Linked DNA regions of Mus musculus: region 1 is linked to region 2. The links are chromatin loops, found by intact Hi-C in ENCODE. Cell type or tissue: left cerebral cortex. All regions are shown on one strand. Links, peaks and the distances in the headings refer to the core of each region. The heading gives the core; the rest is flanking DNA. Region 1 holds the start of Comt (catechol-O-methyltransferase). Region 2 holds the start of Tango2 (transport and golgi organization 2).

Region 1 (8,327 bases), core at 31-8,030, 81 kb after region 2:
CCTCCCAATAACAAACTTCCCAAGTACTTCCTTTCATGGTAGCAGTTATTTACAGAGCTGCAGTTGGGTCTGTTCTCTTCCAGCAGGAAACAATTGGAAACTTCAGGCAGCCTGTTGACTGGAATGTCCTGTTGGAGACCCATCACCCAGAATCAGAGAGCTTCAAGGAACTAAGTTTGAGTTTATTGAGCTAATGTTTACAAAGCCCTCTTGAAAACTTTGCTGGCCAGGTATGGTAGCATCTGTCATCCTACCATTCTGGAAGCAGAGGCAGGAGAATTTCAGCAAGTTCACAAGCCTGGTCTACACAGCTCTAAGTTATCAAGGTACATGGAGAGACCCGGACTCAAAACAAAACAACCTCCATGTTGTCCCTTAAAACAAACAAACAAAAACCAAAATGCAAAGGCAGGGTGGTGTTACATGCCTTTAATCCCAGCACTGGAAGGCATCGACGGATCTCTGCATTGGAGGCCAGCCTGATCTACAGAGTGAGTTCCAGGGCAGCCAAGGCTACATAGAGAAACTCTGTCTAGAACAATCAAAATAACAACAAATAAATAAATACAACAAAAAGCATTCTGCTTTCTTAGAAATGGCCTGCCTATTCATACCAGTAAAGCATGGGCCTCAGAGGTCCATAAGGAATTTTAAAAGACCTCTGAAGGCTCAGAAGCATCCAAGAATATGCCATCATCCCTCCATGCGGGCATCCTCTATAAATCTGGGTGTACCTTGCTCTCACCAAGGTCAAGGCATCCTAACGTTCCTGAGGCTGCCTTAAACTCAAGGATTTGACTGCTTTTGCTTCCTGAATGCTGGAAATAAAAGTATGTCCAGCTACAATTCTTTTTTATTTTGATTTATATGTCTGTGTGACTATTTGTGTGTGAGTGTTCATGGAGACCAGAGGAGGGTGTCCAATCTCCTCGAGCTGGAGTTACAGAGTCACGAGTCCCTTGAAATAGGTCCTAACAAACAGACCTCTAAAAGCAGTATTTGCTCTTAACCCTAATGCATCTCTCTAGGACCTAAATTTTGTTTGTGGTTTTGTTTTGTTTTGTTTTGTTTTTTTGAGACAGGGTTTCTCTGTGTATTTCTGGCTGTTCTGGAACTTACTCTGGCCAGTCTGGCCTTGAACTCAGAGATCTGCCTGCCTTTGACTCCCGAGTCCTGGGATCAAAGGAACATGTCACCCGCGCTGGGCTTAGAATCTTTTTCTTTTTCTCTTTCTTTCTTTCTTTCTTTCTTTCTTTCTTTCTTTCTTTCTTTCTTTTTCTTTCTTTCTTCCTTTCTTTCCTTTTGTTTTTTTTGTTTTGTTTTGTTTTGTTTTGTTTTGTTTTGTTTTGTTTTTTGAGACAGGGATTCTCTGTGTAGTCCTGGCTGTCCTGGAACTCACTCTGTAGACCAGGATGGCCTCAAACTCAGAAATCCGCCTGCCTCTGCCTCCCAAGTGCTGGGATTAAAGGCGTGCGCCATCACGCCTGGCAGAATCTTTTTTAAACAGGAATAATCTTGGGCTGTGCTCAGGAGCTCAGAGGTTAGTATACCCCAGGGTACAATCACAGCACTGTACAAAAAGTCAAAATGCTGTTTTATGTTTATCAGAAAGGGATGTAACTTTCTGTGTTTCAACAGAGAAGTACGGTAGCTCATTAGATTCTTGGTTTCCTTTTTCTTCTCCTTCCTCTTCTATTAAGACAGGGTCTCATGTATCCCTGGCTGGGCTTAGACTTGCTATGTAGCCAAGACTGGCCTTAAACTCCTGATCCTGCGGTTTCTACCTCCCAGACGCTGAGAACTCAAGCATGACGTTGCTCCTCCTCGTGCCCCGATTTCAGATTCTGATCTTCTTCACTATCTTTGAGGATTTATGACTTACCTGTTTCATCCTGTTTTCTTACATGCTTTGTTGATTTTGGAGGTGGGGGGGTGAGGGATAAGGTTTCATGCAGCCCACACTACTCTCAAACTTGCTCTGGAGAAGAGGTTGACATTGAATTTATCATACTCTTGCTTTAGTTTTTGGGTGCTGGAAATACAGACATATGCCACTATGCCTAGTTTAATGAAGTGCTAGTGATAGAGCCCAGGACCTCATGCATACCAAGCAAGCACTCTACCAACGAAGCTACATTCCCCAGCCTTTGTTCTTTCCTTCTGAAGTCAGAAAAACTCAAGAGGAAAAGGGGAAAAAGTCCCTTATTCCAGGGTCAGTTTGTGTTGGCTAAAAGTCAAGAAACTTCAATACAGCTGGTAAAGCTAAAACTGCCTAGAGAAAGAATAGTGTTTTCCTAATGCATTCAAATGATGGTAAAACAGCTGGGGCTGGAAAGATCACCCAGGTCTGATCCCCAAACCCACTTAAAGCCAAACATGGTAATACATGTTTGTAATCCCAGTGCTATGAGATGAGAGGTAGAGAAAGAAAAACCCCAGGAGCTTGAGGGCCAGCTACCACAGCATAAGGAGAAGTAAACAAGAGAAAAGAGCCTGCTCCAAGCAACGAGGAGGCGAGAAAAGACATCCACAGTAGTCCTCTGGTCTCCACATGTGCATCATGGTAGGCGCTCGCCCATACTCACACACACAAACACAGATAGAGCCAGGCACGGTAGCTTAGGAACATCATCCCAACATGGGAGAGGCTGATGGGGGTTTTAGACAATCTTCAAAAAGTGAAAGCAACAATAAAACTTGTACTTACTTATGGGCCAGAATGTCTGTAACTTTGAGTTTCACTGTGGTAGGACTCTCTCATCCCCTAATAAAAATATGGACATCAGAAGGCCATCTTACATCTTCATTTGCAAGGAGAAAACAGTGCTGATGTTTTTAGTTTTTTTTCTCTGTCTCCAAAGGCAGGGTCTGTAACCCAGGCAGGCCTGAAAATCACTATGTAGCACACTGACCTAAAATCCATGCTTCTCTCGCTTCTGCCTGAGGGCTGGGACCACAGGTGCGTGCTGACACACTGCTTCATCTTTTAAGCTGCGTGTAAATATATCCACATGCTACATCTGGCTTTAATATCTGCCCACAACTCTCCAAACTGTTCACAATTCTTCTCCTTCCTAATTTCTTGACCTTTGGAACAAAAGCCTGATGGTTTTGGGTCCTGCTGGGAACAGTGCTTGATGCGGCTATCCTATCCCACTACGATCTGGGAAAGCTTGAGGGAGAATCTGACAGAAATGTCAGATTTCAACACACCAAATACTCTGGGGACAGCTTTCTGCCTCGGTTACAAGGGCCACGAGGGAAAGTCCTCTACTGGGTGCACACACTGCTCCAGGAAATGATCACGCCTGAAACCGTGTGCTCACACACTTCTGCCTCCTACACTCAGAGGACAACTTGGTAAAGCCTCCAGGCTGCTCCTCATCAACCATCTAAAGACACTCGCACCTGGCATCTAGAAATGTGCAAAGACTGATTTGTTGCCGGTCGGTGGTGGCTCACACCTTTGATCCCAGCACTTGGGAGGCAGGCAGATTTCTGAGTTCAAGGTCAGCCCGGTCTACAAAGTGAGTTCTAAGAAGCCAGGGCTACACAGAGAAACCCTGTCCCGAAAAACCAAAAAAAAAAAAAAAAAAAAAAAAAAAAAGACTGATTTGTGGCTAACACCAACTTTTCTATTGTCTTCTTAAGAATGACCCTCACATGGAACAGAAAATGGACTTCTGTTCAATAGGAAGGACGTCTCCCTTCCTGGAAAAGGATCCTCTACTGGGTGCACACACTGGAGGCTTAGCCACATTTAGCCAAGCTCCTTTTAAAAATATAAACTTTAGCTTCATCTCTGACAGCTCACGGGTGCATCCCTAGAGCAACTTTAGACCCCAAAGTGTCTGCAGCTCTGTAGCTTCTGTGGGATCATGGGAATTAGCCCAGCAGCAAAGCCACGAAGAGCCTGTATAAAGCACCCTTCCCTTCTCTTCCCTTCCCTTCATGGATTCTGTGCTCCTTTGTTCCCCAGAAGACACCCACTTGTCACCTCTGCTCAAATGGAGATGACTCAGCCGGTCCCCTACAGCTCCTAGGTAAAATCTGTCCCAATTATTAGGGCGATGCTGTTTCTCTGTGACAAGATGTCCTCTAGGGCCCTACCCCACCACAAGCTCCCACAAGTCGTGGCAGCTCCCACTGTTCTCCCAAGGCTTGGAGGGCCAGCAAGGACCCCAAAAGTCCCTGGCTGGAAGACTTTCTCTTTTTAGCACACACCCAAAGCCTGCCGTAGTGCTCCTGCCCTAGTGCTCCTGAGCTCCAAGGGGTCCCTTTGGGAGTGGGGGGGTGGGGGTGGGTAGCACTTCTTTTGCAAGGAGTGACCCGGGGGCACCCTAAGGCCTCTCTCAAGAACCCCTGTTCAACAGCTTCCAACTCTACTGACCATCCCTGAGCCCTGTAACTTTGACCCTAAGGTTTGCATCCCAATCCAACAACTAAGTAAGTCGGACCCTCTTATAATGGGCCAGGCCCTGGATGTGCTACATTCTATCCAGGTTAAGCCCAACTCCACAGCCCCACCGAAGGACATATCTTCCACCACAGCACTGATACTCAAGTTCGGTCACCTGCCTCCCTTCAGCGACCCCCCAGCCAAGATCAGACCCCCTTCACATGTGTCCCCATTCCCCAGCGCCGGCTTGCGCTCTCCTAGGTCAGAACCAGTTCCCACGTACGGGCCCTTCACCCTAGTCCCAGTTCGGTGCATGCAGATTCTGATCCCGAGTCCGAGCTCCGGGCGGGCACCACTCACCTCGTCAAGGCCGCGCACAGGTCTGACCCCGAGGCGCGGACGCTCAGGCAGTGCGAAGGGCAGCCCTGACCGCCTGAGGTCCCCGGACCATGGCGGCGATGGTGGCGGCGATGGTGGCGGCGCTGCGTGGACCCAGCAGGCGCTTCCGGCCGCGGACACGGGCTCTGACACGCGGGACAAGGGGCGCGGCGAGTGCAGCGGGAGGTAGGGTGGGGTCGTGGGCGGTGCACGCGGAGAGGGTGCCTGTGCGAGTGTCCACAGGGGGTCGCGGTGGCGGGGCTGTCCTGGAACGTGTCCGCGTGGGCGTGCCCACACAGGCCAGGGTTCTGATTAGGAGGGGACCTGCTTCTAGCAGGGCTGCTTTTTCCCCAGGTGTCTAAAACGTTGGCGGTGCCTTGCCTGAGGCCCTCCTGTGGTGGCAGCAAGCCCAGTCTTCTGGGATTTGTGTCCCCAATATTAATCGTAGCCCTGATGTCAGGGCTGTGATGGGATGATGTCAAGGGCTCTGATGGTCACAGGTACCCCATTGGCACACAACTTCCTAGGTGCAGCAACTCTTTTTATTGTTCTAGTTTTTTCTTTTTGTTTTTGTCCGTAATCCCACCCCCATGTAGCCAAGCTGGCCACAGACTGCTTAGGTAGTTGCCACCGACCGTGGCCTTCTGGGGTTACAGTCATGAACTACCTTGGTTTGTTGTTTTGGGCTTGATTTTGATTTTTTGAGTGATGGTCAGTTGGCAGTGCAGCTAGAGTTAGCCTTGAGGTGTTGGCCCTTCCTTCCTCAGCTTCCAAATGCACCTTCATGACCTGCCTAGTGTTTGGGGAGTGAGAAGACACTAGAAAGTTTGTGGAACCAAGCCCCAGTGCTTGTCAGGGCTCTTGAGAAGGGGAAGAAACAACTTGTTTGCACCAGGAAGCGTTATTGCTGAAATCAGGATAGTAATTAATTTCAAAGGGGGAAACTGGGTACCTCTCAACATGGGTCCACTACCCCCAATAGGCCAAGTTCCCCCAGAGTTTCCCAGTGGTATGATCAGTTTCATGAGTGGTCTCCATTATGTCTTTTCATGGTGACCACCCTTAATACTGCCCCCTGAATGTGAGTGACAGAACTCAATTCTGTCCACAGGGAGCGAGCATAGAGGGAGAGGAGCAAGGGCAGGCCAGGGTTCTTCACAGAGGCAGTGCTATGAAAGGTACAATGGCTGGCCCTTGGTCTACAGGGCCAAGGCAGGTAGACCGACTGCAAGTGGAAGTTGGCAGAGGCCTTGTGGCTCAGTGGCAGAAGCTAACCTGGGAGAGTACCAGGAAGCAGTCACTACATGTGAGGTGGGAACCTAGGGGACAGACCTCAGGGATTGACGGGTGCTCTTTCAGTAGCTTTGCTAACTCCCAGGTCTCTGGCTCTTCAGGGTCTCCTAGTGCTGTATATTAGGTGGAGGTAGTTTTAGTGATTTATGTGGAGGTTAAAAAAAAAAAAACAATCGGGGGGTTCGGAATAAAAAAAAAAAAAACCCAAGTCAGTCAAAGTACCTGTGCCATTGGTACCGTCACTCTGTGTCATTGGTACCGTCACCCTACATAATAACAGTAAAATGTCTGTAAAGGAGGGACAAGAGCGACTCCGCACTCACTGCTCTTCCAGAGGCTCCAAGTTCAGTTCCCAGCACCCACATGATGACTCCATTCCGAGGGGGACCCCGTGCCCTCATCTGCCCTCTGGCACTGCCCTCTGGCACAGCCCTCTGGCACTGCCCTCTGGCACTGTGTGCCCACAGTGCAGACATAAGTGCAAATGAACACTCAGGCACATAAAATAAATAAAAGCCAAAGAGTATGTTGAAATCTGTAGACAGGAGCTTCACTGAGCTCACAAGTCTAGGGCCCTTCAAGCTGCTAGGAAGCCCTTGTGGCTTTGGGATTTGTTTCCCACTGGGCAGAGTCCTCCACTACTGACTGGAGGACTCGTGTCTCACACCCCAAGGGTTCAGGACTTTGCTTTGGTGAGGATGTTGTGAGGTCTAGGGAAGATGCCACCCGCCATATGACTCCAGAGTTCACTTGTGAGTCCAGGTCAGCTCTGCCGTCTGTCCTTTTGAAGCAGGAATACCCATGTTTTCCAGCTGAGGGGTGGGAGAGGGTGTTGTATCATCCAAACTGGAGCTAGGATAAGAAGGCTGTTGGCCTCTCTGGCAGGCAGGTACACATTAGGAGACCATCTTCCTTTATCAGAGCAGCCAGGCCCTTTATTTAGACCTTGTCATGTCGATTAGATTCCTACTGCCCTGTTCCAGACGATAGAAAGAAACTGAAACAGGAGCACGGTGAGTCCTGAGGCAGAGTTGAAACAGAGACATGTTCTGGAGATGAGCTGTGGGCAGAAGGACAGGCCTAAGCACAGTGAGTGAAGGCTGGGATGTGAGGGCCCCAGTAGGCTTCTCGCATCCTTCTTCATACTGACCCTTGAAACTCTCACTGTGGCCGCCTTCTAAGTTTTTATCAGAGAGGAGGCTCCTGGGTGTGCACTGTGGGAAAGCAAGTGGCCTGCGATAAGCCAGCCCTGCCAGTCATTTGGTAGCAAACAGACAGAGGGTACAGTATAGGGCCTCAGAGCAGGATGACCCAATAGGAGCCCCACTCGGGCAACAGACAGGACAGGCATCAGCAATGGAAGGTAGGATCCTTCTTCAGGGTAAAGACAGGATCTCCCACCTCTGGCATACAAAGCACACAAAGCCTGCCAAACTGGTCCTCACGCCAACTTGCCTCCTTTCTTTTTTAGGAGCACATCAAAGCCATTAAATAATTTGTAACTGTTCAGGCCTTCTCGGGACTTGAATCTGGGGTAGATTCAGCTGTGGAGCTGCAAACCCGTGACTTTCATCTATGTGTTCCTGTGGTGGGGTGCAGGCCAGTGACCTTGAAGGGTATGGGAGTCCAGGGTTTTCTCTGCAGCCTTGCCTACTTAAGGTGTGGCCATTTAAAAGTATTATGTTTATATTTGGCTCGTGTATTTATTTAGTGTGTTCATGGGTGTGGGTGCATACATGCATGGTCCTGGCACACATGTGGAGGTCAGAGAACAACCCTGAGACTCTTGACTGTGTGGGAGGGACTACATATATATATACTCTTTGTTGCTATAGTGAAGAGTCACCTTTACCACGGAAAAGCATGTAGATTAAATGAAAATGTTCTTGTTCTGTCTGGCTGAGGACATTGAGTGAAGTCTTGGGTTCTGAGACTCTTTTTGGGAGTTGGGGAGGGGTTTTTTGCAAAGATGGACATACGCCCTAGCAGTAAGTCTCGGCACTCTCTGTTGTCTTATTTGTGCGGACAGTGTGGTCACCCCTGAGTGCTTTGTACCACACAGAACTGAGGGTACGAGAGCAAGGTCAGGTGTGGGTCTGGTGCTGGGTCTGGTGCCTTCTTATCTCTCCTCCCTTCCTCACCAGGGCAGCAGAGCTTTGATCTCTTGGTGATCGGTGGGGGATCCGGTGGCCTAGCTTGTGCCAAGGAAGGTATGTAGCTTGTATTTTGTGTCTCTTCTGGTGTGCTGGGACTTCGA
Region 2 (8,327 bases), core at 248-8,247:
GCCTGGCCCTCAGGTGGCTTCTATCACCTCATTTTGTATTAAATAATAAATACATAAAATAGGATATTCTGTTTAGTTTGTTTGTTTGTTTTTTGAAACAGGAGCCCTGGCTGATCTAGAACCAGACAAAATATGGCATTTCTTTTTTAAAAAAAAGGGGACGGGGTGGGCTAGAGAGATGGCTCAGTGGATAAGACTGCTCTTTCAGAGGTCCTGAGTTCAATTCCCAGCAACCACATGGTGGTTCACAACCATCCGTAATGGGATCTGATGCCCTCTTCCGGTGTGTCTGAAGACAGCTACAGTATACTCATATACATAAAATAAATATATCTTTAAAATAATTTATTTATGCATCTGATAGTTAGCTTACATGCATGCCTATGTGTACCATATGCATTCCTGGTGCCTGCAAAGGTCAAAGAGGATGTCAGGTTTCCTGGAAGGCGCTATCTGGTTGCTAGGAGCCAAACCCAGAACCTGTGCAAGAACAAGTGGCACTCGGGAGGCAGAGGCAGGCGGATTTCTGAGTTTGAGGCCAGCCTGGTCTACAAAGTGAGTTCCAGGACAGCCAGGACTATACAGAGAAACCCTGTCTTGAAATAAACAAACAAACAAGAACAAGTGCTTTTAACTATAGAGCCATCTCTAGCTCACAGCTTCTCCAGAGAGGATAGAGGCAAGCACTAAGACACCTTGCCAGTAGACACAAGTGTCAGCAGTATACCATGGGAGTAGTTGCTGGGACATGGAGGCATTTTTTTTTTTAAGTTTGTATACATGACTTTTGAAATCTCAAAGGGGAGCTGGGTGTAGCATGCACACCTGTGATCCTCCAACCTAGGAGGCAGAGACAGGAGGATGGCCAATTCAATGTCAGCCTAGGTGACATAGCAAGACACACACACACAGACACACACACACACAGACACACACACACACAGAATATTAAAGTTGACAGCACCCTGGAGGCCAAGAAATAAGACAGCCAGGAGCTCAAGGCCAGCCTGGGCAACATAGCAAGTTCTAGTCTCATCAAGACTATATTGCCTCAAAGAACAAACAATGAATAGTTGAGGTAAGAGGTGAAAATGGTACAGATTATCTCAAAAAATCAAGTTGGCTTGAGGTGATCTTGTTGTCAGGAGCCCTTTACCAAGCAGGCCCTGTGGTCTGAGTCAACACACGCCAGACTCACAGTTACTACTGTTGTAAGCTGACTGACACATCACCAAAGGACGAACTCTGGCTCTTCCCCACCTAGTGTCAACAACAAACTTGGCTCTGTTTCTAGAACTCCTCCAAGCCTTCCTGTCCTGTTCTTTGTACAGGTGATCGGTCACCCACATCCAGGGAAGGGCTAAGGGGTACCATATATGAGAGCAAGTAGGTGATCAGACTGCATCTAGCTGAGGCAGGGTGGAGACACAGGCCAATGACGTGAAGAGAAGCAAGGGCAGGACCTCCTCCTGGACCAGGGTTAATGCGTTTGCCAGCAAAAAGCAAGTGGCCCAGCACAGTCAGTGCTACGGGTGCCGACGCTTACCAGGATTTTCATATACAGATATTTTTACATTTGTTTGTTTGTTTGTTTGTTTTGAGACAAGTTCTCACTGTGTGGCCCTGACTAAGCTCACAGAGTTCTGCCTGCTTCTGCATCCCAAGTGCTGGGATTAAAGGTGTGAGCCTCCATGCCTGGCCTCATTTACAGGTATTTTATGTTAAGATAACAATACACTTAAGGCCTGAAAAAAATGCATATGATCTTGGGTATGGCCTTATCTCTCTTCCCAGACACAGTTAGAGAACCTCAAACAAAACTGTTGACAGTAAGATATCCTACCTTCCTCTATTCCCAGGGCTGAACTTTTGACTTTGAACCTAGTTAGGAGCCATGAATAAGACAGGACTTTTAAACCTCACTCAATGAGATGCATCAGAGAAGCGGAGAAGCTCCGAGCCCAAGCTCTGAAGTATGTTTTACTTTTTTCTTTTGGGCACCTCTTTTGTGCCTAATCTTCATACTTAAGCCTCTATTTAAATATCTTTAACACAATCTCCAACTCTGCTTCCTAAACTGGCTAGCCTGGAATTCTTTTCATCATCAAAGCCTGGTGTGATCTGAGACTAGGTCCTTAAAACTAGGGGAAATTCTCAGGCTGCTGACTTGACAGCTGGGAGCTGGGCCCCTCTGCCATGTGTCCCCCAAACACTTAAAGTAAAATAAAGACACAAAAGTAAAATGAAAATGTGGGATTGGGGACCATGTGGGGGAACCTGAAGAGATGTGAGCACCACAGCATCTCACATCCCAGCAGCAACACTAGGAATCTGGAGGAGGGGCAGAGGCTCTGTTCTATCTGGGAACAGTCACCCTCTCCAGCAGACCACATGACCCAGGAGGTCTCAGGGAAAGGGGAAGAAGCACGGGCCTGGAAGCCAATCACCCTGGCTTGCAGCAGCCTTGGAAACACATGCCTCCTTGGCTAGAGTTTACTTCACTATGTACAAGGTTGGACTAATGAAACTACCTTAAAAAATTGTCTAGAGGACATGTCTCTCACCTGTCCCTTATAGCTGTCACATCTACCCCATAGAAGATGGCTGAGCTTAGTAGTGGCAAAACGGTAGTCAGCAGGCCCAGACAGCAGACAGGTCTGCTGAGCAAGGCATTTGCAAGGGCATAGGGTGCACTCTAAAGACATGACTTATCGGGCAGAAGGAAACATAGGAAAGATGCTGAGGGTACATGGATGGATCTCAACATCAGGGCCTCCTTGTCCACTGTCCAAGAGGCAAACAAGCAAAACCTCAGCTGCCAATGAGCCTAGAGTGGGGCCAGACCTGGCCTGGATGCAGCCTACACGCAATGTCCTCCCGTTCTGAGCAAGGGTTCACTACGCCAGCCCAGTAAAGCCCATATCAGGCATAAGAATGACCCAGCACTTGCTGTCTACTCTGACATTCTGTGAAGCCCAAGGCCCCATCGGAGGTTTCAGAGTGAGAGGGGCGACATGACTAGGCTCCAGAGTAATTCTTGACACTGGAGACTGCAGCCCTTCACCCTGCAACAACCATGCAGCTCTCTGTCCCGCCAATCTAGCCTCTTACACAGCAAGTCTGCCCCTGCTGCCGAGACCCTTCCCCGCACCCAATCCTGACAGGGATAAATAGAAACATCTTCCAGTACCGTGAGGGTTTTGCTTTCAATTATCAGAGACAGTCTGGTCTGGTCTGTCAGACTAGAGTCCCGAACCAGCAGGCCGTTTAGTTTCCATTTAATGCCTTGGAAAGGGAAAACTGAATTATGACGAGAAGGGGCGGACCGCCTCGTCCTCGACCAACCTGATCCAGACCGCGTTCCAGGAGCCCGGCGCCCGACCTTGGGTCAGCCCCGCCAGGAGCGCAGCCCGCTAGCCCCAGCCACCCGCTGCACACTCACCGCCTCCGCCGCCGCCGACTTCCGGGTGCCGCACCCGCGGGCTTTAGCCTCCAGCCCAGAACCCGCCCGGCCCGCCTCCAGAGCGCTCGCTATTGGGCGCAGCAGCGAAGGGCGGAGCATCGAACCCAGAACCGCGGCCTTGTTGGCCGTATGTGCTGTCGCTTAGAGATATAGCGCTCCGCCCCCGCAGCTGCACCAAGACTGGAGATGCACCAAGGCTGGCGATGCACCAAGGCTGGAGCTGTGTGGGCATCTGGTCCTTTCATGCAGCCACAGCTCCTCAGCCTGTGGGTTATCTCTGTGAGACCCTGCACCCCGCCCGGTTCAGGCGCTGGACCCACCTCCACCCCCTTTAGACAAAGTCCTGGTCTTTATCTCTAGACCATATCATCTGTCCCAGATAGCCCTCCCCTCCCTTTGTCGCCTCCAAGTCTTACTAGACTGCCTGTATCCTTGGCCTCTGACTTCTCATCTATTGTATTCCCTGCACTAAAAAACAACACAGAACACGGACTTCTGCTCCACCGTGCCTTCCATAGTCCTTAAGAAGTCACAGAGGCTGTTCTGTGAGTCCAGACCCCCAAGGATGAGGAATTTACCATGCTTGAGCTATGTTTGGACAATGACTGGGACATTTAGAACAGGGCCAGGACAATCACTGGGGGCTTCCTGTACCTGTTAATATCAGGTTGTGTAAGGGGCTTGAGCATCCATCGCTAAGGTGGAGGGAGCATCAGAGGTCCTCCCCAAAGTGAGTACTCAGTACAAGGATCACAACCACATTAAAGACAATGATACTGTACTACAGACTCTCAACCCAGTTGACTTGATACCCAGTTCTCATTCACTCCACTTGAGAGATGTAAATATAATTGCTCAGAGCAGTTAAGCTATTCACTTGAAGTAAAATAAAGGGCTAGCAAGATAGCTGCCTGGGTATAGATGCTCGCTGTCAAACCTGGCCACCTGTGTTCCATCCTTGGGATCCACATGGTGGAAGGAGAGATCTGTGTCCTTTATGTTGTTCTCTGATCACCACATGTGCATTGTGGTATATACTCACAAAATAAAATGTAATTGATTTAAAAAAAAAATGCCGGGCTGGTGAGATGGCTCAGTTGGTAAGAGCACCCGACTGCTCTTCCAAAGGTCCGAAGTTCAAATCCCAGCAACTACATGGTGGCTCACAACCATCCGTAATGAGATCTGACTTCTGGAGTGTTTGAAGGCAGCTACAGTGTACTTACATATAATAAAAAAAAAATAAATAAATCTAAAAAAAAAAAAAAAAAAAAATGCCAAGTGGCATTAGCTGCCTGGACGATCTAGGTGCCATGGTCCCAAACTTCAATGCTGATGTTTTGCAGAAAACTGGAACTCAGAGAGGCGAAAGCAAGGCTGTAGCCAGACCCAGTCACAGCTCTGCCCTCTCTCACACAGCCTCACCAGCATTCCTCCTGAGAACTAAAGGAAATCATTTGCAAACATGACCAGACTCCGGAGACTATGACTCCTGGCCAGCAGGTGGCAGACCTAGCTAGGCACTTCCATTCTTCCTCCAGCTTAGCACAGTCACCCTGTGCTCCTGCCAGCTGTCTCCATCTGAGCTGCCAGATCACTTGGTCTACAGGACTAAGAGGTAGTCATGGACAAGCAGGACACGGGCTTGAGGCTAAAAGAGCATGGTCTGGGATATAGCAGATACACAGTAGCTTGTCCCCAAAGCACCAAGCCATGAATTCAGAGTGGGACAATGGCTGGATATGCTTTCTCATCAATCCTATCCATAAAGAGAGATGTAAGAACATGTTGAACAGTGGTTCGAATCCCATCACAGGCAGCAGGTGGCCCTTTGGGGGCGGGGGGGATTTGAACCTCTGCCCCAATTTTTTCCTTAATTATTTATTAACTTTACATCCTGATAGCAGCTCCCCTCCTTCCTCTCCTCCCAGTCCCAAATCCAACCCCCTATTACACCCTCCCCTCCTCCTCATAGAAGGGGGAGCCCCCCTTGGGTACCACCCCACCCTGGGACATCTAATCCCAGCACACCCTCTCCCTCTGAGGCCCAACTAGGCAGTCCAAATTAGGGGAAGGGGATCCAATTCCTGCCCCTATTTTTTTTTTTTTAATAGTTATGCACTCTGACATTCTCTCCCATTTGAGTCTGGCTCATTGTTCATTCCTCGAATGGGAGCTCACCACTTTTTGTAAACACCTTTTTAGGATTTAAGTGCCAACTAGTTAGGAAGTTCTTCCTGACAAACACTTCCTCTCTGTGGCTTTCCCCAGCACTATCCCTACAGAAATGGCCAGCAGCTGGATGGATAAGGAGGATGGGGGGGGGGGAGTGGGGGGGGGAGTGGGGGGGGGGGAGACAGACAGAGCAAGAAACACACACACAGTGAGAGAGAGAGAGACAGAGACAGAGAGAAAGACAGAGAGACAAACAGAGAGACAGAGAGGCAGAGAGAAGGGGGGAGATATTCATTATTGGCCCTGGTAAGGAGACTGTAAGATAGCAGCCCTGAAACCTATCTGAGCTGTCTCTATCCACCCTGATTTCCTCTATGCAGCTGATGATCAGGCTCTAAAGCAGCCAGGTCTCTAAAAGGGGACATTCCTACACTGGGAGGCTATGTCTCCCTTTTGCCCTCTTCTAGCAGAGAAAAACCTGTTCAGCCTCTGTCCCATCAGCAAGTATGGGGAAGTGGTATGATCCAGAGCTATGGGGTCTTCAAGAGAGGTGCTCCAGGATGAGTACGGGCCAGGGTAGAGCTGGATTGACTAAATCCACTTCTAACTGAGGAAAGAGAGTCCCCACCACACAGCAACTTAACCAGAAAGACAGCTGTAGTTAGTAGAGAGCTGTAGTTACAGCTTTACCTAGAGAGAGCTACCTTCTTGGAAGACTCTGCTTTCTTAGAGTTGCTCACTCTGCCTTGCCAGAGCTGCAACAATATCTCAATACCAGGATGCCAAATGGTGTTCATTTCAAGTAGCAATACCAACGGATTAGTAGCAACTGCCTTGACTCTGAAAAGCTCCTGGTATCAATTTGTATTGTAGGCGACCCAGAAGTGAGCTCCTGCTCCAGGCATTTACTTTCTTTGTCTTCACCAAGCAACCCTTATTGGGTGAGCACACTGGACTCAGCATAGGTGGGTGAAATATGACCATCTGGGTAGACCCCCTACACACACAAACGCACACACACACACACACCCTGGCCTCCATTAGCACTATCTGTAAGGGGCCTTGGGAAACACCGACAGCCCAGAAGAGTTGCTCATTTCCAGTGCACTCAGGATAAGAGGCTTCTGAGCAAGCACAGGCCAGATTCATTTCCACAGTCTGCACTTCCATCTCCTGTTTATGTTACAGCATCCCCCGTGGGTCCCCTCCACTGCCTTATGTCACTGCAGAGATGTGTTTGGTGTGCTTTACCTAGTAGGGAAATATGTGTTTATCTTTTCAGGCAGTGGATAAAGCTCCTTGATATTTCTCCAAGACTCAAAGCAGGGCAGAGGAAATCGGGACACCAGGGTGTAGTGGGGAAGAGATAAACACATAATTCCCCTTTCCCGGGAAGAGGACGCTTTTCATTGCCCCGGGGAAAGAGCAGTCTCATGCAGCTGTAGGGAGTGCCCAAAGGCTCTGTAAATACAGGCTTCATAGAAGAAAAAAAGCTCTAGTTTTTCTAGAGTCTGCTTTTGCCCTCAAAATCACTGCAACCATCCCCACTTTGTACCAGCCTAGCTGACCTTGTTCGTCCTTGCTGCAGGGGTTATGGGGACAGTGAGAGAGCCCCCAAGGCTGGAAGTCCAACGACTGGGTTCACGCCCTGGTTGCCTAAAGCCTCAATTTTCTATCTGTAAAATGGGATTTATCTTTACACTTGCGGAGTGTAAGATAAATACCATTCTATGCCAATAGAAAGGAATCGACGCTCAATGTCCGGTTAACAGCAGGATACCTGGGAACTTGGGGTGGAGATGGAGACAACGCTGCTGGAATCCGGGAGTGACCGCCTGCCCTGCAAGTTCCAGCTCAGGGCCTACTATCCCCAGAACTCCTCTGAAGATGGCCGGGAGGGGGCAACTCCGAGCCTCCTGCAGCTGCTGCAGCCACAGCATTCCGGGCAGGTGTCAGGGCCTGCTCTGCTAGGGGGCCGACCTGGGCTAAGACTGACAATACCAGGAACCCAACAGCAAGCCGCAATCTCTGCACATCCATCCAATCGGTGCGGGTTGCGGGGCGCGTCTCTCTACCAATGGGAAAATTCGCAGTTGGATGGGGCGGGGCGGAGGCCTCGTCTCCGGCCAGGTCCGCTTTGCGCACGGGCAGCGGGAGGGGTAGGAGGGCTAGCCTGCTTGCTGGCTGCTCCAGTAGGGGAGGAGGAGTGTTCCCCCCCTCACCTCCTCACAAGCACAAGTTGTGGCCCCGGGAGCCACTTTCGGTGCTGGGCGCTGGAGAGGCCGCTCCCCGCGCACCGGGGGACCTGGGGACGCCTGTCTTGGGGGCGGAGGCCGCGCTGCGGAGCCGCCCACGCCGCGCGCCAGGTGAGCTCGGCCGGGTGGGCGGGGTCCGGCTGTGGGCCTGGGGCTGGACACTCGGGCCCCGGCCAGGATTAGGGGTAGGTCCTGGGGGAGCGAGCTGGTATAGTGTCTAGACTGAGATGCGGACTAAGATAGGGACAGGGTCCTGGGCTCGGACTTTAGGTCTGGGTGGGGCTCGGAAGCTGGTTCTTCTGCTCACCCGCGCTCTAGCACACGACGGGTCCCCAGAGACCCGGGTGGTTGGGGGCGGGTCCCTTTGTGCATGACCTCAGGGCTCTGTCCAACCTGGCTACGGCGCCGGCTTCAGCCTCCGGGCTGTTCAGCCT

Evidence for each region. Peaks named below come from ENCODE experiments on the same cell type or tissue, not always from the same donor. Only the 100,000 strongest peaks of a DNase experiment are listed, where the experiment ranks them.
Region 1: a loop joins it to region 2, with 6 times the contacts of the local background. A loop is called at or near these places in 12 of 42 quality-filtered maps.

Annotation. Positions count from the first base shown.
Region 1 is chr16:18,421,597-18,429,923 of GRCm38, forward strand. Comt (catechol-O-methyltransferase) reads right to left here and starts at 5,120. Exons shown (of 6, transcript NM_001111062.1): 1 at 4,760-5,120; 2 at 2,708-2,764. It overlaps Txnrd2 (thioredoxin reductase 2), which reads left to right and starts at 4,821. Exons shown (of 18, transcript NM_013711.3): 1 at 4,821-4,963; 2 at 8,215-8,280. The coding sequence starts at 4,849. Gm15764 (a long non-coding RNA gene) reads left to right here. Exons shown (of 3, transcript XR_875942.3): 3 at 84-2,785. In left cerebral cortex, for the core only: a CTCF peak has its summit at 5,022; DNase peaks (open chromatin) are centred at 3,351, 3,973, 4,553 and 4,998; H3K4me3 peaks cover 2,977 bases; H3K27ac peaks cover 3,539 bases.
Region 2 is chr16:18,340,453-18,348,779 of GRCm38, forward strand. It overlaps Tango2 (transport and golgi organization 2), which reads right to left and starts at 3,458. Exons shown (of 9, transcript NM_001359109.1): 1 at 3,346-3,458. It overlaps Arvcf (armadillo repeat gene deleted in velocardiofacial syndrome), which reads left to right and starts at 7,730. Exons shown (of 18, transcript NM_001272029.1): 1 at 7,730-8,004. In left cerebral cortex, for the core only: CTCF peaks have their summits at 4,964 (motif pointing right) and 7,531 (motif pointing right); DNase peaks (open chromatin) are centred at 2,459, 2,978, 3,580, 4,975 and 2 more places; H3K4me3 peaks cover 4,411 bases; H3K27ac peaks cover 4,319 bases.